Regions from separate parts of the Mus musculus genome. Here regions 1, 2, 3, 4, 5 and 6 are each linked to region 7. A link is a loop called in an ENCODE intact Hi-C map of the cell type or tissue named here. Cell type or tissue: heart. All regions are shown on one strand.

Region 1 (4,000 bases), 360 kb after region 7:
ATCAGAACACTTGGTATCTTTTATTAGTCTTCAGATGTAAGCAGTCCCAGACTGCCTTTCCAGATACAGTGTGGGTAAAATAATTGCAAGATATGGAATTCAAATACCAATAAAATATGTTACAAAAATACTTTACATCTCATGTAACCTCCCCTCACAGCCTGAAACAGGCTAAGCCAGAACCTGACCTTGCTGCCACTAAGATCACCTGGGGTGGAACCTGCCTCCCTGGATCACCCTATTGTTCTGCCACTGCCTCTGTTCCTCTTCAAGATACTGCTACCTGCTGAGAGGCCCCCCGGAGCTATTCTGGAAACCATGCCCTATTCTGCCCGTCATCACTTGCAGCTGGTTCCAGGCTCCAAGGATGAAGTGGTGGGAATGGACTCCCCCCCCCCCGCCCCTTTATAAGGCATGCTCCCCAACATTAGAATTTGAACTTTGAACAGACTAGCAAGTCTTGGTTCCATTGTTTCTCGACCCGCCTAGGCTCCCTCTTTTCTTCCAGATTCCAAGATGCCTTCCAGGCTCGAACCCGGACACGTGAGCTGCTGGCTGGCCTCAACAACCTCACATACAGAAAATACTTTATAAAAAGATTAGATAAAGAATTCTGTTTGGGGCTGGGGAGATAGCTCAGTGGTTAAGAGCACTTCCAGCTCTTGCAGAGGACTAGGATTTGGTTTCTAGCACCAACAGTAGATGGCTTATAGTATCTAATATCCCAAGTTCCAGGTCTGGTGCTCCATAGAGAGTGCATGCATGTTGCACACACACACACACACACACACACACACACACACACACACACACAAATATCAACATCTATCTGAAAAGAAGCATGAGAAACATTGTTAAAAATTATAATACAAAGGACAAAGCAGATCAAGGATTCCTAACTCATAGGGAAATGCTATGAGGATTATTCTTTCAATGTTTCCTCTAAAATAATACCAGATAGGCCAGAGCTTAACTGTCATGACAATCTTGCCCCTCTGCTGCCCCTTGTAAACTTACAGACTTATCTTCACAGCATTACCTCTTCTAAACAATTTATAATCCCTCAATCATTTCCTTCTAAGACTCTCAGTGTAGACCAGAAAAATGGTGACATCACCAGCCACAGGACACCATATTCATAGAGTTAAAAGCAAGCAATAATCCTACATGCCTTTCAGATTCTGTTAATTGTGAGGGTGTCATCATTATATTCAGATTTCTAAAGTCTTATATTTTATTATTTAAGTAGACTGAGAGATAAGTTTAAAATAGAAGAGCTGGCTGTGGGGGGAAACAATTCATAATAATTGGACAAAATGTCAATGCCAAGTAACATTTCCAGTAAATACCTCCCATGATGTCTAGTACCCTCAAGTGCCCTGATGATTCCACTAATTAATTTATTTTTTCATTGTGTCAATTTATGTAGAATCACCTGATTATAAACACACCTCTGGCATGTCTGGATTAGCGGTGTCCTGTGGTTTTTGCCAAAGTCTGCTCTGAGTGGAGCCAACTCAGTGTTAACAGGAAGGAATTTTGAAGCTATGAGCTGTATGATTAAGAAACAGTGCACTTTCTGGTTTTCTGAACTGGCTCACTGAGAAAAGAATGAGCAGCAAAAACCTGAGGAGCCAACTTTCGTGCCCAGAATCCTATATAAAAAGTACATGCCCCAAATCCTAGTCCAGGAGAAGTGGAAACAGGATGTAGGCTCTGTGCAGGCAGGCAGCTGCAGGGAGAGAAGCCTGCACCTGTTGGGTCTCTCTGGGACTGAGCAGGATGGTGGGTGTCAGCGACTCAAGAAAACCGAGCCAGGAGTTTTGTCAAAGCAGGAACTCGCTTTATTACATCAGTCTCTTGATTTTAAAGAATAAATAACAAGGGGTATGGGGTGATCTGGTGGGGCCCATGTCATCAGTTGCCGGGCAGGCAAGGGTTCGACCAAGTCATGTCACTCCAGCAGAAATGACGAGGACATGTCGAAAAAAATCAAACCAAGCTCCAGCCAGGTTAAGGTTAAGGTTAAGCTCTAGAGCCAGGATAAGGCCCAACAACAGTAGAGTTTCTAAGGCTATTGGACTAGCCGGTCTAAATAGTAAGCTCTGAGACAATTATAGACCCTATCTCAAACAGTAAGATAAAGAAAAATTCAAAAGATACTCCCCCCCCTCACACACACACAGAGACAGAAAGAGATACACAAGTGGTTAATTTTCTGCCATATACCTGAAAACTAGCATAAATATTAGAGAAAAAGAAAAAGCAAGAGAGAGATATTTCATAAAGCCAGGAATCATTGGCTAATGTCCCTGCTCTGATTTCTTGAGTGGGACATATTGAAGTGACATTTGCTGGAATGATGGATGCTCTTCAGGGTCATGTCACTTTTTCAGCACACTTTATTTATGTGATAGGCAAAACAACTGCTCTATCTTGTTACTCATATGTAGTGTTCCTTACTCCAGTTCTCTGCACATACTCCTGGAGCACTGTCCTTTGCTTTATAAGTAACTCTATGATTTGTGTCAGTATTCTCATCTTTAAAAGTGAAATTTTACTCTTCCTTCCAGACCCCAGTCCTTGTTGTTCATAATTTCTCCTATCACCTTATTGGTGTAAATTATTAGAGATACCACTTGCTTCTTATTGGTGAATGCTCATGTCAAGGAGCTTATGGGGGTGGGGGGAAAAGGAGTCATTTTAAAGCTAGTTTCTCTAGCTTCAAATTAATATCCACAAAAAGGAGACAAAGAAACCTAACACCTTGGGTCCCATGTTTTGCAACATTGTAAAACCTACCCAGATATATCTCAACCTCCGCTTGAACATGCTGGAGAAGTAGCTGCCACAGTGGACAATTCTCTGTGGACAGAGTAACTGTGGTATATCCCTCAGCACACACTCATTCTACAGCCCATCTTTTCTGCTGCTTGCGACTTGTGAGTCCCAGTGGAAAACTCCTCTTGTCAACCTTTCTCTCCACATCAGTTTTGCTTCTTTGACATCAACTCCCACTTCTGCAGCTACTTAGAAATGAAAGCACTGTGTCTAACCTTTCCTGTTACCGTTTCTTACTCTTGGTTTGAACTGTGAAGACCAATGTAGATTTCTCTTCAACCAATACAAGACCATCATCCTTCCTTATAAGATGTGTCACAGTTTCTTTCTCAAGGCCCTTCATAACAAAAAGCAGCAAGAACGTTGTGCTCCTTCTGGGCTCCCTGGGAGAGAGTGACAGTGTAATCAGAGCACTGACTGAAACTGCTAGGCTGTACCGTTTGCTGAGAAAAGCTGAAAATGGGGCCATTTACACAAATTTGGTTGATTGAAATGTAGGAGTTTCTGTTTTTCTGGTCTACAGAACTCTCTTCCCGTTTTTGCACCTCAACATGTGATTTCCCTTGAAGACTTCTTTTCAGTGACTTAGATAAGGCAGTAATGCAAAACTTTTTTTTTAAACATCTCAGACTCCTCCCCCTAATGTGAATATATCCTATAAGACTAAAGGGACAACTCAAGTCCTACTGGACTTTCTGTATTAGAGAAGACAATGGGTCAGCTTCTCATTAAAGTAACTTTTAGGGATTGTGGCAGTTTGAGTGAGATGTGTCTCCATAAGTTCACTTTTAATGTCACCAGTTGACAGCACTGTTTAGGGAAGTGGTACAACCTTGCTAGAGGAAATACATCACTAGAGTGGGCTTCAATAGTTCATAGTCCATCTTTCTCACAGACTGCTCTCTGTAATTTGTGTTTGAGGTTAAAAATGTGATCTCTGAGCGTCTTACTCCAGCCATTTACTGTATGCCTTTCCTATCATTATAGAGTCTCTATTGAAAAACTTAAAGTAAAATAAACACTGTTTTCTGTAAGTTGCTTTTAGTAGCTGGGTGTGGTGACGCACACCTTTGATCCCAGCACCCAGGAGGCAGAGGCAGGCGGATTTCTGAGTTCAAGGCCAGCCTGGTCTACAAAGTGAGTTCCAGGACAGCCAGGG
Region 2 (4,000 bases), 940 kb after region 7:
AACCATAAAAAACATTTGTGTATTTTGTTGATTTTAAAAAACAAAAAACCACAACTCTTGCTTTCATTGACTTTAAGCATCTAAAAAAAATCTTTCCTCTGAGATGTCAAAATGACATGATTTATTGTACATATGTTACACTTGGCTGCAACTGAGGACAAACCTAGTTTAAGTTGCCTCAGGTCCAGGTAGAACGAACAGGGACCATTTTGGTTACAAATGAGGCAAGTCTCTCAGAAGTGGTCTTGGTGATTAGATGGTAATGAAGTCCTAGATAAAGTATGATAGGTAGCATACAGTCTAACTACTTGTATGAACACTTCAGTCACTGGCATTCCTCATTTCTGCTCCTACAGCCATCATGTGTACACTCTACATGACTAGTTACTTGGCCTTTGGTTGATCTTTCTCCTCTGGAATTTTAGGCAGTGTATTAATTGTATATAGTGTATATTATTTGATGACTCTTTTTTTTTTTTTTTTTTAGTAAGCATTCTCTTTTCCAATTTATTCTCATGCCAAAGGAACTTCTGTAAGGGAGGCAACAGTAAGGCTGAGGGACTTGAATCTTAATAGACTCCTGTCTATTAATTTTAGATTTAGTTCTATGCATAGTTTCTTAATGTATGCTATTGGTTCAGCATCTTCATTTTAAAAATTTAAATGTGGTACCACTTTGTCTTGATCCTGTAAGTTTTGACGTCTTTTTTTTTTTTTTTTGCTTTTATTTATCCCCATATATTTCCTAAGTTATTTTATGATTTCTTCTTTGATTCTTAAATAGTTTACAAAAAACGTTTTAGTCTGTATCTGTGCAGTAACTGATGGGAAACTAATAGAACTCCTTAGTATATGAGAATTGTTTTCTTGTATTGCTGTCAGGATTCTCTCCCTCGTGACTTTTTTTTTTATGAGATTGGGAATTGAACTCATTGCCCCCTGGATGGGCCTATGGCTTATCCATGGCGTTGGCAGTTTGATTATGTATCTTAGTACAGGTTCCTTAGGTTTGTGCTTGCTTGACTGTGAACTTCTTAAATTTGTCAATTTCTCTCCTCATATTTGGAAAGTTCTTCCTATTTTTATCTTCTCCTTTAGACATTGTGTAACATTCTGTTTGACTGATGATAGCCTGTGAGTCAAGTTCTTTTAATTTTTCTTAATTCTTTCTTTGGTGGTTCCTTTGTCATTGTCATTTCTTTCTTCATAGTTACTATTTTTTCTTGTGATTGGCCAAGTTGAGTCTTCATATATTTTAAGTTATTCTTCAGTTTTAGTAACAATGTTTGAGTCTTTTCATTTATTTTCTGTTTATCTCATTTTGTTTACTATTTTGCTGATTTTCTGGTTTTGTTGTGTATCTGGACAGTTCCCTGAGCTGCTTCTTACCTCCATCTCTCCCTTTCCTTTATCTTCTTGTTACCATTATTTTTTCCTTTTCTCTTTCTCTCCTGTCTTCTCCTGTCCCCTCCCCTCCTTTCCCTCCACTCTTCTCCCCTCCCCTCAACATCTTCTCTAAGCCTAGTCTAAACTTTATTTATAGCAGTCCTTCTGCCTTAATTTCTCAAGTTCTAGGATTACAGATGGGAGCACCCACAGCCCATGGAGATTTAAGTCTATCCCTTGGAAGGTTTTGTGTGTGTGTGTGTGTGTGTGTGTGTGTGTGTGTGTGTGTGTGCTTCCCCTTTTATTTATTTGTGTTGCTTTCTCTCAGGGTTAGCTCTTCTTAACAGTCTGGTTCTAGTCTGGGTGGTTTCTGCAGCTAGTTAGTCCATTCAGAGAGTCACGAGACTTTGCAAGCCATTTCTAGGGGTGTAGCGTCTCTGGGCTTGTTCATGGAAGAGCATTGTCTGTATCTTTATTTAGGGAACAGTCTGGGCAACTCCTCTGCCCTACTGTGTCCTCTCACACACACTGTAATAAGCCATGGTACTAGAGCTCCACCTAATGTCTATCCTTAGAACTACAGACTCTGGGTGCTGGACTAAATCATTTTGATTTCCTTTGTTCTCAGTTCAGCTACTGTTGCCAGTGCTAGATTCAAGAAAGACAGCAAACAGTCCCTGTGGTAGCACTTCTACTTTCCCTTTGAAGGGAAAACTCTGGGAAAGAAGTTGCATTTCCTCCCGTCCTGCCTTGCAGAGAGGGCTCCTGGGCGTGGATGTGGTTTTGTATTTTTCACTCAAGAGACAGGACCTCTTAAGCAGTCTCTGGATTTCTTACAAGGACGAGTGATTCATTTATTACAGTTTAGTCTGTGTTTCAGTAGGGAAGGGGGTTTGGGGTTTCCTAAACTTCAGTCTTGTTGACATTAAACTATGTGTTCTGATTTTTAAGGTTTAATTCTTTGAACTTGATAGGTTAGATTCTCACCTCTTTTTCTCTTATATCCATTTGGGAGTAGATAGAAGGTAGGGTGGTGGTGGTGGCAACCATTTGTTAAGAAGGTGCAGGAATGTGGTTAACTTGTTGAAAATGTTTTGAGATGCTGTCCATCTCCAGTTATCAGTGCAGTTTAGCAAAAACTCCTAAGGCAAATTTCAAAATCTAAATTATGTAGACACTGACTTCAGGTTGACTTAATATTGAAAATATTTTCATTTTGATGTATGTTTTAGAGTTATAAACTTGATGAGAAAGTTTTTTTTCCCTATGTGCTTGTTATAGGTTTGCAACCTTTATGCCAATAGTCACATGCATTGAGACGCCTTTCTAAGTTATTGATAGAAAATTACCTTCCTTTGAATTAATATGTCTCACATTTTAAAGTAATTAGAGAATGATTTTAGTGATTATGATCTTTGTGCTAACTATTCTGAGGACCTGTATAGGTTATTACTTCTCTCTTTGCTGTGATAAAATACCTGAGAACAAAGCTTGAAGAGGACAGAGATTAGAGTGGAGGGTCCAGTTCATTTGATTACAACAGACAATAATTACCTTGTAAACAATGGACCACCAAAATGGTAGCTGCAGCTACATGAAAATGTTCCCAGTTGGGAGATGTTAGTTAAATCCAGGACAAAATGGGGGTAACTCTGGGCAGTTCAGAGGGGAAGACAGGTGTGAGAGTGGCTCTAACTGTGGGACCAGGCCATACTGCAAGCTGATTGATCATATTACATGTGCATTCAGGAAGCATAGTGCTGGTGATGTCCTTGTTTTCTCCTAGTGTATTTACTTTACATAAGCTGCTCACAGTCAGGGTAGCTTTTTTCCATTTTTGTTAAACTGTTCTTGAAACATCCTCACAGATACATCCACAAATTTTGTCTTCTAGGTTATTCTACATTTCATTAGATTGACAATCCCATCACAGTATGCATTTTACAAATAGTTTATTGCTATAAACATCGTAAGCCGGGCGTGGTAGTGCACGCCTTTAATTCTAACACTGGGGAGGCAGAGGCAGAGGCAGGCAGATTTCTGAGTTCAAGGTCAGCCTGGTATACAAAGTGAGTTCCAGGACAGCCAGGGCTATACAGAGAAACCATGTCTCAAAAACCAAAAAAAAAAAAAAAAAAAAAACCAAAAAAACAACCCCCCCCCAAAAAAAACAAAAACCAAACAAACAAACAAACAAAAAAACCATTGTAATAGTTCATCTTTTTGGCCATTTAGTTTATCATCAAACTCTTGACAGAAATAGAGTATGGAAACCTTATGGAATTATTTTCTTTTGTACAAAGCTATTTTTAAGTGAATTAGCACTATTAATAGATAAGTATATAAATGAAAGAAAATATGACTATAGCAAAATTCAGTAAAATTAGTATTTTAAACATTATTAAGTGCCTATATATATATATATAAATAAATTCATGACCTTAAGAAATTACAGTTAATATTTGAATTCCCTAAGGTTTTTCTGTTACAAGTCCTATTTTGGTATGTTTGTTTAGATTACTCAAAAGGCATAGATTTTTATTTTGCAACATATATAGTGACATTTTAAAGATTTAATTTATGACATGATATTATGTTTATATTAAGAAACTGA
Region 3 (4,000 bases), 440 kb after region 7:
ATCGTGACCTAAACTCCTTCTGCTTTTCCAGGCCACAGATCTGCTCACGATGATAGATCAAGAAATTCAGGGATGCTGCCCTTCAATTATGAACCCACTGCTCAGAAGACATTAGCTCTCTCTCCTGTTGAGTTTTGGTTCTGTTGCTATGTATTATAATGCTAAATTCTGTTCCCCCAGGTCTAGTTGCTTCAAAATACAAATTCTCATGTATGTCAACTTTTGTTGTGCAAGCCTTGTTCCTTTCTTTAAAACTACTGGTTGAATAAAGATACCTACAACTTGTAGCTGATGATAGATCGTCATCGTGACGATCTATCGTCGTGAGCAGTTTTGTGGCCTAGGTATGCAAGGCTTTGGTTTCTGGACTTGGGGTCACAGGCAGATACCATATGGAAGAGAAGAATAGTAAAGAAGAAGACACCATGGGGTAGGTAGATCACATGACCATGTGGCTAGCCTGTTGGAGTAGCAGTGGCCCAGGCAGAACATGGCAAGTTTTATCTCAGGGTTATTGACAGGGAAGTAGACAAAATAGCATAGAGGATTGATATCTGCCCAAGTCTGGTGCTTTAAGGCGAATGCTTTAAGGCAAATTATTATAAATATAAATGGTTTGTGTCATTATTTGGGGACTAAGTGATCTAAGGTGGGGTGGAAACCTCAGTTAATATTTACCACAACACTCTCATGCCTTTATTAGACTGCAGCCTCCACACCTTGGTCGCTTCAACTTCCACAGCTGCTCCTTTTTAGCAGCCTGACTGACCCCAGGGAGTCTTTGCTTTACATTATTATTTAAAAAAAAATCTTCGAAGCTGGATTGAGTCTTTGTCATAGTAAACTTTAGGGTTATCATAGTTAGAACCAGTAAGGACTACACATTTCTGTGTAAGCCCTTGTGAGGGTTGGGCTTCTCTCTTTAGCCATGGTAGCCCCATAAGGATGCTTGTCAGAGTTAGCAGTTGCAGGCCAAAAGCATACATGTAGGTTTTCCAAATAGCAGCCACACCATATTCTAGAGCAGCCTAACCTGCACCTGTCTCACTAATGCAGAAACAATGTGGACAGCAATTTCTGCCTTCTGGTCTACTCCTAGCACAGTGCCAAATGAAAACCTCGAGAGGGACCCAAACAGACGTTAGAAAACAGTCTTCAGAATGTGTGTATCACAAATACTCCAGACCTGGTATTCAAATCCACATACCCTGTCCTGGTAAAAAGTACCCCTCCACGCATACCAGCACCTGCTATTCATTACCTCTGGGAGCCAAAAAGACAATTACAGTTGGCAGTTTCTCCAGAGAAGGAGCTCCAGGAACACAAAGAAGAAAAGGTACAGTCCAGAGTCCCTGTCATGACAAAAGGAGCATCAGTGTGCTGAGGCCTCTACCTGAGATGACCTGTGTCACCAGCCTTGGACCACGTCAATGGACAAAGTTTAAGATGGTGCATCCTGAACTCCCAAGTGTTCAGAGGCTCTGGGTGCATGTGAATTCCAGGGGGATTAAGTGAGGTACAGAGTACCTACCCAGATCTCTAGAGTGAAATGCACCTCTGTGTTTCCTGGCAACAAGAACTTGTCTCTGCTGCTCTCTAGGCATGCTTGCAATGTTCAGGACAGTCCTCATGATAAATTAATGAATACTAAAAACTATTCGTGCCTAGGAAGCAAGATGATTTTAAAATCCTGGGCATTTGCTCAGGAGTGTCACCACTGAATCTTTCTGAGTGGCTCTTTGTCATTGCCAGCTGTGCTGCATGGTGGAGGGTGGCTACAGCAGCCCTGGCTGATGCTCACAGATTCCCAGTTATAACAACTAAAAAGTCACCTCACCTCTCCAGATGCCTCCTGGCATACAGAAACTATCCTTAGTTGAATGCTGGTCTGAAGAAACAGAAAAGAAGATACAGGGACACCCTCAATATCAACAAATTCCGACAGAAGAATCCCAGATAGTGTGAAAACTTAGGCACAATATCCAGAAAAGAGGAAGAACACACCCACCAGGATTTCACTAGTCAAACTTTGGCCTAAATCAAAGTGATATGGAAAGTGAAAGATTGTCCAGCACATAAATGGACAGCATGTAAGAAGTTTCGAGATGTGAGTTTCAAGCTCCTTCACCTAGAGTGAGATAGTGCTGTCATCAGAACTCAGTTTCTCTTCAGTTGGACTCTGCTCTGCTGCATGATGGCTCCTCCTAGTGGTGGCAAAGCATTCACCACTACAAGTCTACCCTCCCATTGACTCAGCCAACCAGACAGGACAAAACATCTCTCAAAATTCTAAAGGAAATGGATTCCCACTGTGGAGTTCCTTTGTACCACCTTGGAGCACATGTCCACTCCCAACACAGCAGAACTCAGGGGCCACCCAGCAGTGAAACACTGAGAGAGTGGGTCTAATGAAATATGGAAACAAGAATAGGCTAATCCTACCCATAAAACTTAGATTAATGTTGGGGTACAGAAGGGTATCTAAAACCTCAAGATGATACTATTGATTGGGTGGTCAAAGAAACTGGCTATAACAGTGCAAATCAGCAGACTGTGCCTGGAGAAGGCAGGCACCCAGGGGGAAAGCAAAGCTAGATTCCAGTGCTGCCTCCAGGATACCAGCAGCTCACAGAGGATTCTGCTTACAGCTGTTTTATTTAAATTCTGTTTTGCCAGATATATGAGTACTTATTAAACATGAAGAGGTTTATGCATTCAAATAGCAACACTAATCTTCGCCCTGCCTGCCTCTATTTGAATACCTTGACTTTCCTTCTGCCCTTTCTGAAGATCCCCTCTGGTAAATTTGGATTTAGAACAGCCCTCCCAGCTCAAAAACAGGCACTTCTTATTTTCTGCTGCCCACAGCCAATGATCTAAGGGTCACAGACTGAGATATGATGACCACCAGAACCAGGCTAGGAACAGGAGAGGGAGAACAGTACCATGTTACCCTGGCAATGGAGGGTCATTTCAGTCTTACATAGCTAATGAGCAGTCTGTGCCCAAGAAAATGTATTCATACCCAGTAATGTGTATAAGCTGAGGTGTCCCTTCCCAGGCCATACTCCCGACCCATTCTATGTAGACTGTCTAATTTCATCAGTCCTAGCTCTGTTTGGAAACTTCTGCCTCTGGTGATTTGGTGCACCAAATGCATGAATTATACAAAAATGAAGTGAGTCTGTCAGTGTTCATAAATTTCAGGTTGTTTTCCACAGTACCTTAAAAACAATGACTTCTGTTTGAGGCAACACCAATCTGCAGGGACAGAGCATGATCTGCATCTGGGTCACTGACCTCAAGATTCTGGTGGCTCTTAGGAGTAGGCTCTTGGGTCCTCTAGTAACAGTAAGGACATACATCTCTGAATGACAAAATAGTCATTCATTTGCAAACCTAAGGATGACTTCAAGTGACACAGAGGGAGGTTGCTCTGCATGGGAGGCATCTGCATTTATTACTGTCATTTTCTGTTGGTTCTTCACTGCACAAGTTTGCAGGCCCTCTTCAGTGTATTAAAGAGAGCCTTGCCTCCATCTATGGTCTGCACACAGCACACTGAAGGTTTCAGGTCTGTGTGCTCACAATCCTAGCTCTACCTCCTACCAGTAATGACCCAAAGCCAGTTTCATATCTCTTTGACTCCCTAAAATGGGGCATGCCAGTCAGATTTTGCTGCCATTTACCAACTAGGCCTATGCAACACATGGCTGTGTCAGTAGACACTGCTATATTGTTTCTAGGTCAGTCTTTATCATCTGAAAACAATCGTTGTTTTTGCATCTGCTGTCTTCTAACATCATCTTCCAATGTAGTCTTTGCAGAAACTTTGTGAGACTAGTGCTCATAGGAGAAGGCTGCCTGGCTGCTTTGTGTATTAGACTGGGAGTGACTAAGATTTCTGTTTGGGCTTTAAGCTTGTCCAGCATGTCTGCCTTGATGTTTGTGTTGGTGCTCCAGCACTACAATACTGTTGTTGCTCTGGGCACTATGGCTT
Region 4 (4,000 bases), 200 kb after region 7:
TTTTCAGCCATCTATCTCCTGTGGCTAGTTGTCACAAATCCCCTGAACCTAGTAAATCAAAACTCTAGAAGCTTATAATTAATCAGTCAGATTTATATATCAATAAATTCTCAATTTAAAAGATGCCCACACAATAATTTCAGAGCCAATTGATAATGATACAAGCTGTCCACCTAGATTAGACAAGTTACCCCAATTATTCTATCCTTTTATGATATTCATTGCTACCTGTGGCTATTTAAAGCCATGCGGAATCTGGATCATCTTTCTCTTCCTCCATCTTCCTTCCTTCTTCTACCTGTCCCCTGTCTCTGTCTCTGAAACTCTTAGCTCTGCTCCCTTTTTCCTGTCCAAACACAGGCTTCTTGTTTTACTCATGTTTAAATTAATTGAGGGTACATCCTGCTACAGCTTTCTGTTTACTGAAGTTCCCATCAACATGTTTGTCTTGGACAGTATCCTCCTGTACCTACAGCTTGTGAATGGATGTTCACACTTCTTAATGAAGTGTTCTGGCAGTCAGTGAAATTCTACAGTCTTCCAGTATGCCTGAGTGTCTCCCAAAGCCACCCAAATCTCACATTTTTATAACACAAAAGTGGAGTTCTTAGAATTTTTAATTCTATTCTATCATGTCTGTGTGTCAGCTTTAATATTTTATCCCAAAGCCACATATTTAATTGGCATTTTATGTTTATACCAATGAGTTATAAATTTCCTAGAACATGGATGTGAGTCTTGGGGCTGCATAGCAGCAACACCAGCTAGAGACACAACTGGATTTGGAAGGAAACTTCAAGCCACAGCAAACCAGCTGTGAGGGGTCAGTGTCCATGGGGAATTCAGTGAGGTAGCATTACCAAGTCTGTGCAAAGTCTCACCCTGCTGCACTCTTTCCTCTTATCTAAACTGCTGATATGCCAGCTTGTGAAGCACAGTCACCTCTGCTTCATCCAGAATGTTTCAGTGCTGTTTGTCTTCTTGTGTTCTAAATTGGAAAAAAATATGCTCGCGCGCGCACACGCGCGCGCGCACACACACACACACACACACACACAATGAAAGTGTTCCAAAATTCTTTTATTTTATGAGAACATGCATCTTCTTATGACATAACCGTGAGCTTTGCTCCTATCTAAATGCACTTCACTGGCCCACACATCTCCTGTGAACAAATCCTATGCTATCTCATCTATCCCCACCTCTCCCAACCAACAGTGTGACTACCTTCACCTGTCCACAGGTCTCCTCACCAACAGTATGACTAGCTTAACCTGTCCACACATCTCACCAACAATGTGACTACCTTCACCTATCCCACTTCTTCCTACCAACAATGTGACCACTGCAACTGTTCACACTTTCCCCCACCAACAGTGTATAGCCAATTTTCACTTGTCCAGTGACATAAGCTATGCATTTGGAAGTAATTCTTAACATCCATGCTGTCCTCAAGGGCATCTCTCTAAACTAACCCTTAAATCTGGTTTTCTTTTTCTTCATTGGGCCACAGATAATATCTTCTTATACATCTTTCTTTCCTTCACAAATTAAAGGAAGCCTAAGTCCTTCCTAAGAGGCAGCCTGACTTCCAAGCCATCCTCCCTGTGTTGCCAATGACTGACCTGAGCCATCTCCCTGATCCTCACCCTTGTCTCCTAAAGAAGAAGCCACTTAGGATCCTCAGAAACACTGCCCTTTTTCTTTCAGAGCTTGCTTAGATACTGAAAATGAGTTACAGAAAAATATCCCATAGCATCTAAGCAGCATATTGCTGAAGAAAAAGAGGATAGAGTGTATAAAAAACTGTCTGAAACAAGAGTGCATCCCCCCAGAAACTTGTACGATTATTTTGGGTGGGGCCTAAGCTTCTAACTGAAGCTCCTACTATTGAGTACTAAGTAAAAAACCTCCTTGGTACTTAACTTTATTAGTTCTGAGAGGACAGAGCAAATTAAATATTCTGAGCTTGAGTAAACTGTGATACGTAGCCCAGCATGGTGTTTGGGCCTCTGGGTCAAAAATCCTACCTAGCTATCAACACCCAGGCCCTATACAGAATCTTTCCTGATTCAAAGTCTATGCCTTTCACCAAAGTCAGCAACTCAGTCTTCCTTCTCCACACAGCCCCCCTGTACTGGTCCCTCAGTTTCAGTAATTAGGGTTCCAAAATGCTACCCTCTAGGGTCCTCTGTCATCTCATTCAGGGAACACACACTTCTAAGTTCATCTTTGTACACCATTAATAACAGGACAAGGGAAAACATGTCTCCATGCTATACAGTTTTCACCGAAAGGTAAAAGATTTGTATGATAGCTCCTCTAGTCTAAATAGGACAGAGACCAAGGCTGAATTCATGACCTAATCCTAATACTTTAATGTTTCCCAGCCAACATGTGAAGTGAACTGAATGCAGCTTTCTTCGTATCAGTCATGTGCATCACAAAGCCAACCTAGTAGGTTTGGGATCAATGGAAGAAGAGATGAATAGGGTTAGAAATATTCCTCCCAATACCCTGCTCCTGGACCTCAGCTCTCCACACACCCCAGGTTGCTTGCTTCTCTCTCATGCTAAAAATGCTAGGAAAGGAGAACTGTCTCTCAATGAGCTCATTCTTTGGCTGTAACTTACATGGTAAACAAGTTTTCTCAATAAGCACAGCTCAGTCCTAGCACTTTCCTTTTCTATTTATTTCTATTGGTTCCTCCACTCAAGACAGCAGTCATCAAAAGTAATTTATATCTTGCTGGTTTATTTTGCCTAAGTCCTTACCAGAAGCAATACAAATAAAGCAGATATTCCTTGCCAGTATTCCTAGTGCTTTTTCTTTCCCTGGGTAAGCTCTCGTGCCTCTTCTGTCATTCCAAGAATAGACTTATACAATTGGTTGCACATAATTCTTTGCATATCTTTCCCATTGCAATGGATATGTGAGTGAAAACCATAACCATGTAAAGATTAACATGAACAGGTTGCCTGAAAATCAAGATCTCCTTAAGACTTTGCAGGACAAAGATAGACATTTGCTATATAAAAGGATGGACGTTTTGGTTTTATTTATTTTTCAGCATTATCTAACTTCTTCTGACTTATTGAGGGGACTTTAGATCATCACCACTGATTTAATTACTTTATCATACTTAGAAAAGTTCATTAAAACATATGGGGTTATTCCTGGAGCTTTGCACATGCAAGACAAATACTGTACTACTGCGCTTGATCTCTAGCCCTTTATTCTGTGACACAGAATCTCACTATGTTTCTGAAACTGACCTTGAATTCAAGATCTTCCAGCCTCTGCTTCTGGAATGCTGCATGAGTTATCATCATTCTTGACTTGCTGGGTTTTGATAGATATAAAACTATCATTTCATCCAACATATACTGTAATACAAAGCCCTGCTTCATAAATAACCAATATTTATCCACCAAGCCTTCAGCAAAGAAAAAATTTAATTCTAATAATATATGAAATACTTTGTTGTTTCCCAGCCAACCTGTGAAGTTGAGCTGAATTCAGCTTCATTTAACATCAAAGGCCATACATCACAGCTTGACTATACTTCCTAGTAGTTACATTTTGTTCTTGTCTCTAGCTCCTTCCTTTTACTTAGACCATTTACTTATAGGATTTATAAATTAATTCTGTTTCTCCCTTCTGATATACAAATCTTCTCTGCCCCATGCAGGTTTCAAACACCAGAAGGGCTTTTCTCAAGGCCCTAGAGGTGATTCGATGAAGTGCACTCAGTAAGGAAGTTGATCCATGTAATACAAGTTCCAGTAAGAGGGGAGGGTCTTAACTGTAATCAGCTAAACACTACTCAGCAGAGAGAAAGCTTGACTCCATTGAAAACATGCCTCTACAGCTGTCCATTGGCTTCCAGTATATTATGACTCTATTGAACTCATCTCATGCAGTGCTAATGATTTAATTTGCACTGTGAAGTTTTCCTTTGATAGCCCTCTGAAAGTTATATTGCCTTAGATGTTTTAAA
Region 5 (4,000 bases), 360 kb after region 7:
TAAACAGTTCTAAAAGAAGGAAAACTACTGGACAATAAATATTTTCTTAAAACTGTTGAACATCCTTAATAATGAAGGAAATGCAAATTAAAAGTACTTCAATTTTCATCTTACCCCATTCAGAATGGCTACCACCAAGAAAATAAGTAATAACAAATGCTGATTGGAATATGGGAAAAGATGACCCCTTATTCAATTATTGGAAGCATAAATTATCTAGCTAAACTAGATGTAGACACTCCCTTAAAAATTCGAAAAATAGGACTGCATTATGCCTTAGCAACACCACTCCTGGGTGTAGACCTAAAGAACTCTAGGTTCAGAGACACTTGTCCATCTATGTTGATGCTGCTCTCCCTGCCCCCACAGAATCAATAGAACAACAGATAAAGAAAATGTAATACACAAATGCTACACACAATGTGATCTTCTTCAACTATAGAAAGCAAGAAAATCAAGAAACTTGCAGGGAACTTCATGGACCCAGACACAGAAAGAAAAGTACTATATCTTCTCTCTTATCCTAACATCTGAGGCCAGGAAACTACAAAAAACAAAAAACAAAACCAAAAAAAAAAAAAAAAAACACCCATAAAAGGGGAGATTAAGTGGCTTCACAGGAGGGATAGGGGGAACATAATAATAATAATAATAATAATAATAATAATAATAATAATAATGTAATATGAGAATAGAAAGGGTGAAAGTGAGTAATGGGGACAGAATAGTACAGCACTGGTGGGTGGGGCAGAAACAGGGAGTGGGATGGGGCAAGAAACAGTCAAACTGAACTGTGTACACAGGAAATACCATTAAGGAATGGTGTTATTTTGAATGACAATTTAAAACAGAAGACACAGGAAGAAAGAAAGAAAGAAAGAAAGAAAGAAAGAAAGAAAGAAAGAAAGAAAGAAAGAAAGAAAGAAAGAAAGGCGGAAGGAAGGAAGGAAGGAAGGAAGGAAGGAAGGAAGGAAGGAAGAAAGAAAGAGAGAAAGAAAAAGACAGGAAGGAAGGGGAGGGAGGGAGGGAGGGAGGGAGGGAGGGAGGGAGGGAGGGAAGGAGGAAGGAAGGAAGGAAGGAAGGAAGGAAGGAAGGAAGGAAGGAAGGAAGGAAGATATTTTGTTTCTACTAGTGAAACCTGAGGTGCTCCCACAATCTTGATTATTTTTAAGAAAGAAACAGAATCAGACACCTGAGGGACTTTCTCTGAAGGTTTCTCCCACACTGAGATGTCACTAGTGTAGCTGTTTCTCAGAGGTTTTTATATTTTTATATAGAAACACCCAAATTAAGTGAAACAAAGCAAGTTTTATGCTTTTTCCACTCAACGTTCTTCCTACTCTTGCATCACCTATCTAAAAAAAAAAAAAAAAAAGTCTCTGTGATCAGGTCTGAGAGGTCTGAGAGGTCTGAGAGACAGTGCCTGGCTTGTTAGGAAACCGAAGCAAGAATACCAAGCTAAGTAACCTAATGAGTCTCACTCAGATCAGAACTAAATGGTTGAAAGCTTGATAAGAGGAAGGGCCCTGGGCCTTGATTGCCTGCAGGCAGCTGACTGTGAAAGGCACAAAAGACCTTTGTATCTGAACAAGGAAGACAAGGGGAAATTGTTGGGACCTGGGAGCTTAGACAAGGACAAGGGACCAGGTGACCTCAGCTCTTACTTTGAGAGCAACTACCAATTGATGTAGAGCCCCGTATGTTGGTAGAAGGCGGGGCTGACACTACTTCACTGTGAACAGTCACTGAGCCTGAGTCCAGGGAGACAAGGAAATCTATGGAGCAGATTGGCGACTGCAGAGACTAGAACTGTGAGCTCACCATGCTTGTACTCAGAGGTAACTGAAGCTGTCCAAACATCCTTAGGAAGGAGAGGCCAAACTGCAGCTTCAGACTTTCTGTTAGTATCAGGTAAAGAACGTGGTGCTTTGGCTTCAGTACACAGGTAGATGTCGGACTCTATACAGGAGAACAATCAAATGAGAATCCAAACATGGTTAATGATTCTGATATCACCATGTTGAACATCGGGAATGTTGTAAGAAAGAAACATATATTCTATAGACAGTTGATATGTGAACTTAGGACATAGAGAGTTTAGGCTACATACATTTTTCCATTGGTGTTTGTTTCAAGCACACCCATTTACCTGTGGCCATGACAGAGAGGAATCCAGTGGTCCAGCCTAGCAATGGCTTCTGGCCCAGGCTTGTGAGCATTGCTGTGCAGATGGCACTGGAAGAGACAGGAGTGGTTCTTATAGCCAGCTCCAAATCTGCTACTTTTTAAAAAAAAGTTGTTAAACCCTTGCAAAAGAACAATATATGGACTGTCAATACGTCTATAACTGCATCCAATTATATTTATTACAATATAAAGTCCCAGCCAGCCCCATTCTCTTAAATATGCAGATTAGCATCTCCAGTATTTGTGCTTACAGTGTTCACATCTGAGCTTCCAGTCAGTGTAGTTTGTATTTTTAGACCATCTACTGGCAGTGTGAGGGAAAGAAAATGGTAGGAAGAGCTGGCAAGGAGACGCTGTGATATGGCAAATGTTTAGAAGTCATTAACTAGGAAGGGTTATCACATGGAACACTCTGCAGAGTCTTGAGGTGAGAGGGGAAATCCATTGTTTCTTGTGGGAACCTGTAGTGTTTTACCAAATAATAAGTATTGTTTCACATACAAGAAATACAATGGTCATTTTAAGCCCTGCTGCAGGATAATTTAAAACTCTTAAAATGGTCTGAGTTAAAAATGGCATTTTTGTTTACCTAAATTAATTCCTATCTTCACTATTCTATAGCCATTCTGCTAAAAGATTTCTTTTGAATGCACTGAAAAAAATCAAAACCTATTTTCAAGGACAGCTATCCTACATTCTACCATTTAGGGTTTGATTAGAAGCAAGTGTCTCGGGGTGAAATTTTCCTTGTCTTTGACTTTCTGTGGGCATAAGAAAGATTACCTTTAATGCCCTGTGCATACAAGAATCTCACCAGAAGTACCGAAGCAAACTTATAAATTGGATTAGGGTCACTGCAGCCTATTTCTGCTATAATTTCTGGGGATACAATGTCCAATTAACACTGGCAAGCTTCACAAACAGGGACATTCTCTCCCATAGCAAGTACCACAATTTCACAGTGGTCCTTGACCTGGCTGTGCACTTTCCACTCTGCTGCGTGTTTCCCTGAGCTTCTGGGACATTTCTGGTCAGGATGAAGCTTTCTTGACAGCCTACTCATCTCTCTGGGTCCACTCATACTGCAACAGTGTTGTCCGGGCTGTACTGTTGAAGAGCTTGCTGTGAGCTTCTGTGCATGTCTGGGCATCGATGGGGCCATCATTAACTTGTTCATCAGCAATTTCCCACCAAAAATGCAAACACTGGCAGGCAAATATTGCCATCTTCTCACAGTCTCTTTGTGTATGTCAGATCTTTAATAAAGAATATCTGAGGTAACAATTCTCCACATCATTGCTTGCTAGCTGTGTGATCCTAGATGAGTTAGATCATTTCCCTGTGACTTATTGTTTTCAGAATACAATTATGAATATACTACATATTAGGTTTGAGAAAGTTTTAAATAAAGAGGCCGTGAAAAGCTCTTATTTAATATTCTATGGCTACTGGAAGAAGATGATGTTTGCCTCCCTTAAACTACTCCCTCCTGTGAGTAAATGCTGAGCACGACCTGGCAAGAATGAGGAAATCCATTTCCCCATCCTGGAAGGAACATACGTCATAGTGGCTGATTTGCACATGAGGTTAAGACTTATACTCAGTAAATATACTGAGAATTTTGTTGAAGCATTCTTGGATTTTTTTCTCTGAATAAAAGAGAGAGACTCTAAAGGACAAAGACTGCTCCCATTCCCCTTGATATCCACAGACATTGTTTTATGAGCTGTAGCCTCTATCTTGCTTCCAGGAGGAAAGCTAAGATTTTTACAGAGAAGCTATACCAAGGAACATGATGTCTTCAAGTTGCAGT
Region 6 (4,000 bases), 83 kb before region 7:
GAGGCTGGGAAAGCAAGAAACTCCTGGTTTCTTTGATGCTGAAGAAGTTCCATCAATACATTATCAAAATATATTAGAGTTCTCTCTTCACTGTCACTACTCTGAAAAAATGGAACTCTCTGTCCATTTAGTAGATTTGAAAGACTAAAACATAATGTTCTTGAGCTAAAAGAAAAATATTGTAGATCCTGGATGGGTCTTTGAATGCATTCTGGATCAATTCAAACTGCAGCATACAGATCTTCCTTTCTTGGGTTCTGTTTCATAACAGACCTGTGGGAGTTGAGCTTGCCCCTGTATTAGTTTGCTTTTTATTGTTTATTTTTATTGTTGTTCATCAAAACAACATGAGCAGGAGGACCTTGGGGAGGAAAGAGTTTGAAGATCGACCTACAGGAAACTTAAAGACAGATGTGAATCCCCAAAGCTTCAAGGCTTTCAATTTCTGTATCTGTGAGCTCGGCAGATAAGACTCTTCCCAGGACTCTCAACCGCAACACTGTAGGAAGTCTGCCTTCAGAAGCTGAACAGTGATAAGCAGAGTCTTCCATTTCATCCCTCTGCCAGTAAGCCGAGAGACCGACTGTCTAAAAGATACATCAATAAGAAAAATGCAGGGCACTTAGACTGCTGTATGCTTGGTGATATCAGAGCAAGAATTACTGTGAGGAATCAGAGACAGACATGAAAAAGAACACTGCTCACCCTGCAGACTATACAGAGTGATTACAATTTGTCCAAGTAGTACTGGAAGGTCTGTCTTCCATTATGTAAGTTTTTATCACTTTTAAATGTGTTCTAGTTGAGTTGGCATGTTTTATGATTTGCTTTGCTTGAGAGATAAGCACATTGTCAAAGATTAGATTAAAATTCCAGGGGCATTTTTTTTTTAATTTAAAAGGTGGAGGTTGAGAGAAATCACAGACTGGAAAAAGGTACTTTAAATATTACTATTTAATGTATTAGAACTTCAGATGCTCTCTGCCTAGGACAATAATATGGAAGTGGATTTAAAAAGTCTTCCTGTAGTTCACTGTGAATAGGAACTCCTGCAGGGCAGTGGGAAATGAGACACAGATATAGGGTCAAGACTTCAGGTTCTCAGGTAGCAACTCTTTCACTCATCACCTCTATACACTGTTGGCCTAGTGGGTGGACATTCGTAAGCTCTAGCAATGAGGTCATTTCCCTTCTGTTCTGTCACAAATTGACATGGTAATCTATTACTTTAGTTGTTTTATTTGATTTTTATTACCTAATAATCCTCTATTCAATTCATGGACACGTAAATTAGTGTTTTTCTTTTTGGAGTACCGACGACACTATAACCTGACAATCTACATAGAGAAATCAAGGAGGGAAGTTCCTGATAACCTGTGGTATCTCTCAATTCTACATGAGGAATTGCAAACCAAATGTGTGGTTATTTAACTCTTTTTCATTACTTCAAGTATAGTATGTGACTCTTCTCACCAAGTCCTCAGAGACCTTTCCTTTATAAGACAATTTATTGGACTAATGGATTGGCCACGAGGAAAATAACATTTCATTACTAAGAGCATGAAGATGATTTTGGAAGGAATGACCTGGAATGGATTATCTTATCCACCTCTGGAAGATTTTCCAAAATGAATGTGACTCATACATGCAGATAAACACAATACTTTTGTTAAATTTTCAAAACTGTTAGAGCTAAACCTTTATTGCCTCTTTCCAGTTAGTACTTACACTGCATTTTAGCATTGTCCTCCAGGCGGCGCTGTCTCCTCAGTATGGGTCTAACTGTCTCCAAACCAAAGGCAATGCAGGCCATCTGACTTTAGTCTCCCTGGATACAGCAGTTCTAGGCCCACATCCCAAGTCTCACATCTGAGAGTTATCTTTGTGTTTTGGCTAGACTTCTTGGGATGGCTAAAGACGGTGTGAGCACACAGTGACCACTGCTCTGAGTGTCTTATTGATTTTTTCAGCAGGCCTTTCAACAGACTATGGTTACAGTCAGCACTCCCGGCCTTCAAGGGGGATGAAACTGAGTTTTAACATCCTGAAGACAGTATCTTGTAGGTTAGATAGGGCCCTGTGCCTCACTTGGGGCACTCTAGCTTCTTTCCTCGAGGGGCCTTATACACAGAAGTTCCCCTCTGGTTTTAAATGGAATTGTCATGTAATTTTCTGTAAACCAATGTGCCAGAGGAACCAGCTACCTTGTATAGTTGAGTCTGTGGCAGAATGGCAGGACATGAATGTCAGAGTGTATGTCATGTGCAGACGTATACAATTTTCAAATCTCTCAAAACTTAATATTTGTGCATATGCTATGCTTTCCAAAATTGCTGGGGTTCTGGGCCTATTATATAGAAGTATCTCATAGAGCTTCCGAAGCATTAACTAAGATAACTTAGAAAACTACTAATGCATAGTAAGTGTTCCATCAGTGGCATGGGATAACAGATTATGACATTCTTCAGTGTGAAGTCACCATAGGGTTGGGACTTGTATCTTACTCTCTACCTTCACTTCCACATCTTTGTCCCTATGCTCCCATGGCTTTGACCCTCCATGCTTACCTGACACATTCATCCTAAAACAAGCAAGCAAGCAAGCAAGCAAGCAAGCAAGCAAGCAAGCAAACAAACAAACAAGGCCATCACTCCCCATTACAGAAGTCAAATGTGCTTCCAGGATCTCTGCCCATAGTTGAGTCAGACTATCTCCTTTGTGTGGCAGATATGCAGGAGCATATAGTAACAAAATTCATTCAATTTCATGTTGGTCATTTTAATCATGTAAACTCTGCATTTGTAAACCAACTTGAAAGGATTATCAATGAAATACCTCTATTTAGAAAAGACCTGGTACACCGGGCATGGTGGTGCACGCCTTTAATCCCAGCACTTGGGAGGCAGAGGCAGGCGAATTTCTGAGTTTGAGGCCAGCCTGGTCTACAGAGTGAGTTCCAGGATAGCCAGGGCTACACAGAGAAACCCTGACTTGAAAAAAACCAAACCAAACCAAACAAAACAAAACAGAAAAGACCTAGTTCAAACTCAAGCTCTAACACCTGGCTGGTGGCTGGACCTCTGTTTTATATGCACGGCCAGTGTTCACTTTTTCCTCTGGTGGTGAGAGGTATGGACAGTAGCAGTATCCGGATACCCACACAGAGCGTCCGCTGAGGGCGTGCTTGCCTCCTTCCCAAGCCTAACTCTTCCTGGATTCACCACACACTCCTGCCCACCAAAAGGCCAGCAGGAGGATAAGATTCATGGCATTGTTTACTTTCCCATTTCATCCATCACAGAGTAGAAGCATGTCTGACCTACCCGTTTAGAAAAGTAGATGCTTGCCAGCAGACATTCTAATACACTCAAGTCCTCGAGAAATACATCTGTATAAACATCTTGGCTAGCTAAATCTGGCAGATTCTTAACTGATCAACAATTTAGCTCTGGCTCCCCAGACTGCAATGAGGCCGAATGACACATCATCTTTTAATGAGATAGTCTTACCGTCACAGGGCTGTCTGTTTTACTTCGGTGCAAGTGCACTGACTATATTGTGTCTTAACCAATAAGGCACACTGTTTTCCATGGTTCAAAGTTAAGCTTTTATTCAGTTTTAAATTAAAAAAATAAATTTCATTATTAAATAGTGAGATGGGTCTAACTAATGTTCAGAGAGTTTGTTACTCAGGAACCAGAGGTCACAATTAATGGGGGGGGGGGAGATCACCTAAACTAAAATTATTAGTGTTGTTTGTGTAAAGTTCAACAGTGGCATGATTCCAAAGAAACTAAAATACAAAGTTTTAAATGTGTACAATGAAGGGGGAAATGAATCACTTATTTTCCTACAAACAGAAGCTCCCTTCCCAGTGCCAGCCAGCATGGCTACTATACCACAGTGCTAATGTCATCAGGCTCATCTGCCTTCTTTTGCCTGCTTGGCAGGGATTTCAAGTATTCAAGGTGTCTCCGGGCATCCTCCTGATTCTGCCTCA
Region 7 (4,000 bases):
AGAGAGAGAGAGAGAGAGAGAGAGAGAGAGAGAGAGAGAACCCTTTCTTTACAATATGCACACTAGGCCTCTTCCCAAAAGTGGTCTTGAAGACCAGATGGCTTGGGTGCAAAGGTGGATCTCTGCATCTGCCAAACCATCAGAAACGACCAGGACGATATATCTGGGGAGTTGGTAAGTTAATATAGACCCACCTCTGATTCCAGATACCAGGCCGAGAAGCTAGGTCTTCCCTCACTGGAGGAGCTGTGCACACCCCCTTCTGTTTCTCCACACATCCTCCAGCTTTAAGCTAAAGATCTTTCCTAACCCAGCTAAGGGCTCCCCCCACTCCCTTCTCTCCTCAGCCTAGGTGCAAACCTTGAAGCCTCAAGGGGAAGCTGTCTCCCAGATCAGCCTCTGCCCTGGATTCTTCTCTGGATTGTTGGGACCCCAGCCTATCTGCTGACACCTGGGGACTCGCCTTAGTTTCTCACACATATACCCCTGGGGATCAGGCCAAAAGTCCCCTTCCCATTCCAGAATATACACATCCTTAACGCCCTAGTGCTGTCAGAGAAGGTGGGCGTAGATTTACAACCCGGTGGTGGAGATGAAGGGGTGTAGGAGCAAGCGGGTGCCGGAGAGGAGAGGGGCTGTGATCCTCTTAGAGCCAGGGACAGCGTCCTCGGTCCATTATCTGAACATTCAGTCACCGCCCAAGATGCCAACGCAATCAGAACAGAGCCGAGAGGTTTGTTTGTTCCTGGCGAGGGAGCTCTTTCTAACCTAGGCAGAAGCAGCCAGCCTTCTGAAATACCCCGGGGCAGGAATCCCAGGGCTGCTTCCCACCTCCGGACTTCTCAGGTACCTAGCCCCTCTCCCTGGCCCCTCACCTGGGCCAGCGCCCCCACCCCCAAACAGACTTCAATCTCTTTTCCAAATCCTCTTCAGTGGCCACGCTGAGGTGCCCCATCGCCTACATTAGCAGAGCCTTTCCGTCCCCCCTCACCCATTGGCAGATCTCATCCTCTGCTGCCTCCGGCAACCTCAAGAGGGATTTTTCCTCCCCAAATCACTTACTTCACCCATCCAGATCAGCACTTGTATTTCCCGTAGCACATAACCATAACCGAAAGCCACTCCGAGGATTTTTATTATCGATTTGGGGGTGGCAGGATCGAGCGATCTGACCCTCACCGCTCTTGAAGACATTAACAGTGGCATTAAGTTCCACCTCCCCTGGTTAGCCCTACCCCTTCCCATCTGCGACAGGCAAGAGAAGCACTACTAGATCCTAAGCCCTTGCCTCTGAATCCGGAGCTGTAGGAAGCAAAAAGTCGAACTGCAAGAACACAGTGAGAGAAATGGGCAGATGCCTTAAGGCTAGGGTAGCTGGGGGAAGGGCGCACGCGAGAACTGAACAGATACCGCACCAGGTGAGAACCAGGAAGGGAGGGTCACAAAAGTTTGCAGACTGCTGCAAGGCACCTGGTTGCACAAGAGCGAAAAGGGTCGACTTCCCTTCTCCAGGCAGGGTCTCTCCAAAGATCTGTGTCAAAAAGACCTGGAGGTTTGGCTCCACACGGCTCAGAACTGCGGTGACCATTCTCTGCTTCCCAGAGAGATGGCCTAAGCACCCTGACTGGGAGCTGAGCCCGCGCTCTGCATAAAGCAACAGGCGGCTGCACCTTACCTTGCGCCAGTCCTGGGTTGGGATGGCTGCTCCATCCTCGTGGCGCAGGGAGGAGGCGTTTGATGCATAAGCCTAGGGGTGTGCGTGCTGCTAGCTCCAGCCGACTGCAAACTGGACTACCCTCCCTGACCCGGCCCGCCGGCCGGGCTCCGCTCCGGAGCGACCGCCGCGGCGGCGTGAATGCGCTGTGGCCGGGGCGCAGGACGCAGGCGGTGCGTGGCGCGGCTGGCGTCTTTGCGCGCTGCCACCGAGTGAGGGTGCGGCCCTGGGCTGCCGTGTGGGGCACGACTTGGCTTTTACTGCTGCGGCGGCCGCTGCAGACCCTGTGCGGGGCGCCGGAACCTCACTGGAGGAGGAGACAAAGATGCGAGGGAGGCAGAAAGCTACTCGCCAACGTGCAGGCGGCTCAGTCACTAGAGGGGACTCGCCTCCAAACCTGGACTGGGAATGGAGGAGGGGCGAGGCTTCAGGGACGAGCTAGAGCGAGTGAACGTGACTGGTGGAGCTGGCTATCACCTAACTGGCACTGCTCTTCTGCCTCCTAGCTGGAGATCCTGAATAAGGAGGGGAGGAGTTTCATTCAGCCTTTGCTGGAGAAGCAGAGCTGAGCTAGGAACATTAGTTAGCCTCCTCCTCCTCTCTTGCTTCCTCTTGCCCAGTTCCAGGACATGTTGCTATGGCCCCATTCTTTCTTCCATTTCCTGACTACTGAGACCAGAGGGAACTGTTTAGCCTAGGTCCATTGCTGTCAACGGGGAGGAAAAGCAAACATTTTTAATTAACTAAAAATGACTTACTGGGTGCACAGGGCAAGAGTCAGGCACACTGCAGCTAGCAGCTAGAACAAACCCATTCCAGATGGGGACTCACCAGAAAGTCTTTATCATTTGGTGACCTCTATCAAGCATATTAAAGCTTGCAGCATTTCCCCATTTGCAACGATGCTGTTTTATGCAGGTTTAGAAGTATGCTGGGTCTGGCCACATTGCAAAACTGTAAACCACTGAGTCCCCCCAGCAGCTGTGATTTGTCTAGCAGCTCCACATTATACACCTTTATATTCTATGACTTGTATTTCTAACATTTCACAATATGATTTTATTAGTCTGGATTTGAATTGTCATCACTTTTCAACACTTTTAAACTGAGAAATCAGGACCTAGAAATAAATATATATGAATAGCAGGTATGTAATTTGGTCTAATTACTCAAAGGAAAACTTGGCATTCCCATTGAAAGTATAAAATTTGTCTGTAATACTGTGCCAGTGATTCTACTTCTCACAAGTCAGGAAATAACTGAGAACATCCACAAAATTTATCTGAAGAGATGCTCACTAGACTGCTGTATAAGCAATGGAAGGTTGTATAAGCAATGGAAGGTTGGAAGAGAGTACAAGATGAATAGTGAAACATTTCATAGGAATATACAATAAAATATCACATATTGAACTGTTATAGATGACCTCCGCCGTGGGTAATCGGTGTAAGTTTATCTAAAGAGTTCCAGAGCTCAAGATGAAACCCGACATAATCTCACAGAGCTGGCTTGCATCCAAGTCTTTCCAACTGTTGATTATGCTATCCTACATTTGAATCTTTGGTTGATGCTGTGTTTTAAATGAAATAGCACTTGTGGAGCACTCACCTCTTAGTAATGTCCATAAGGCATAAATTTGGTTCAACTTAAGACAAATGTCTGACTATGGCTCAGATAAACTATACAGTAGCTTTCTGGTTTGGTTGGTTCGTCAAGTTGTCAACTTGACTTGCTGAATGTTGGTATCACCCATGCTATAAAAAGGATAAATGACAGGCCCTAGAGTTTGTCACCTCTGTTATAAACTTAGATTTGTTTTGTAGCAACCAGAAATCAAGTCCGGCTCAGCAAAGGATGTTCTTTAATATGAGAAGCTGATTGGTTGTTTCCTCTGCTTCTGCTGATGTCCAATTAAAAGAATGAAACCGGAGAAAGATAGCTTCTTGGAAGCCCTACTTATAATCTAATTAGTGAACCAGAGAGAGAACTTAGCATCTCTGACCTTCATGCTAACCTTCAGGGCCTTTCTGCTTCAGAGGTAAATGGCATTTACTGATGTTTTCTGTTTAACTTCCTTTAGAAATGGAGTGAATTGTTTCACATTCAGTATGTCATAGAATCCTTTGCATATAGAAGAAATTCCTTCAGTTATGCCCTGCATTCTCAATTGAAACATCTCTACAATAGTTCGATGCCTTCCTCTCAAGTGGGGCTGCATTTCTCAAATTCAGATTGGTGCCTGAAGCCCTGTTATCTATAGAATGTTTTAAAATTAAGATATGAAGA

Evidence for each region. Peaks named below come from ENCODE experiments on the same cell type or tissue, not always from the same donor. Only the 100,000 strongest peaks of a DNase experiment are listed, where the experiment ranks them.
Region 1: a loop joins it to region 7, with 1.9 times the contacts of the local background. A loop is called at or near these places in 2 of 42 quality-filtered maps.
Region 2: a loop joins it to region 7, with 4 times the contacts of the local background. A loop is called at or near these places in 2 of 42 quality-filtered maps.
Region 3: a loop joins it to region 7, with 4 times the contacts of the local background. A loop is called at or near these places in 7 of 42 quality-filtered maps.
Region 4: it touches region 7 in a loop (2.7-fold over the local background); 2 of 42 quality-filtered maps call a loop at or near these places.
Region 5: it touches region 7 in a loop (3-fold over the local background); 2 of 42 quality-filtered maps call a loop at or near these places.
Region 6: it touches region 7 in a loop (4-fold over the local background); 6 of 42 quality-filtered maps call a loop at or near these places.

What each region holds. Positions count from the first base shown.
Region 1 is chr14:15,792,510-15,796,509 of GRCm38, forward strand. No RefSeq gene overlaps it. Among named protein-coding and RNA genes, the nearest start is that of Gm31804, 19 kb to the left of the region's middle. In heart, no CTCF peak of the experiment used is centred here; no DNase peak of the experiment used is centred here.
Region 2 is chr14:16,378,448-16,382,447 of GRCm38, forward strand. The region is part of intron 1 of Top2b (topoisomerase (DNA) II beta); the gene reads left to right. Among named protein-coding and RNA genes, the nearest start is that of Top2b, 15 kb to the left of the region's middle. In heart, a CTCF peak has its summit at 1,948; no DNase peak of the experiment used is centred here.
Region 3 is chr14:15,879,251-15,883,250 of GRCm38, forward strand. No RefSeq gene overlaps it. Among named protein-coding and RNA genes, the nearest start is that of Gm31804, 110 kb to the left of the region's middle. In heart, a CTCF peak has its summit at 2,203 (motif pointing left); no DNase peak of the experiment used is centred here.
Region 4 is chr14:15,640,584-15,644,583 of GRCm38, forward strand. No RefSeq gene overlaps it. Among named protein-coding and RNA genes, the nearest start is that of Gm31804, 130 kb to the right of the region's middle. In heart, no CTCF peak of the experiment used is centred here; no DNase peak of the experiment used is centred here.
Region 5 is chr14:15,800,217-15,804,216 of GRCm38, forward strand. No RefSeq gene overlaps it. Among named protein-coding and RNA genes, the nearest start is that of Gm31804, 27 kb to the left of the region's middle. In heart, no CTCF peak of the experiment used is centred here; no DNase peak of the experiment used is centred here.
Region 6 is chr14:15,353,932-15,357,931 of GRCm38, forward strand. Lrrc3b (leucine rich repeat containing 3B) reads right to left here. Exons shown (of 2, transcript NM_146052.4): 2 at 3,584-4,000. The coding sequence ends at 3,894. Among named protein-coding and RNA genes, the nearest start is that of Gm31577, 34 kb to the left of the region's middle. In heart, a CTCF peak has its summit at 1,751 (motif pointing right); a DNase peak (open chromatin) is centred at 1,800.
Region 7 is chr14:15,436,898-15,440,897 of GRCm38, forward strand. It overlaps Lrrc3b (leucine rich repeat containing 3B), which reads right to left and starts at 2,090. Exons shown (of 2, transcript NM_146052.4): 1 at 1,676-2,090. B230110C06Rik (RIKEN cDNA B230110C06 gene) reads left to right here and starts at 726. Exons shown (of 3, transcript NR_152122.1): 1 at 726-846. In heart, CTCF peaks have their summits at 756 and 2,157; DNase peaks (open chromatin) are centred at 724 and 2,144; H3K4me3 peaks cover 2,438 bases; H3K27ac peaks cover 1,663 bases; H3K27me3 peaks cover 240 bases.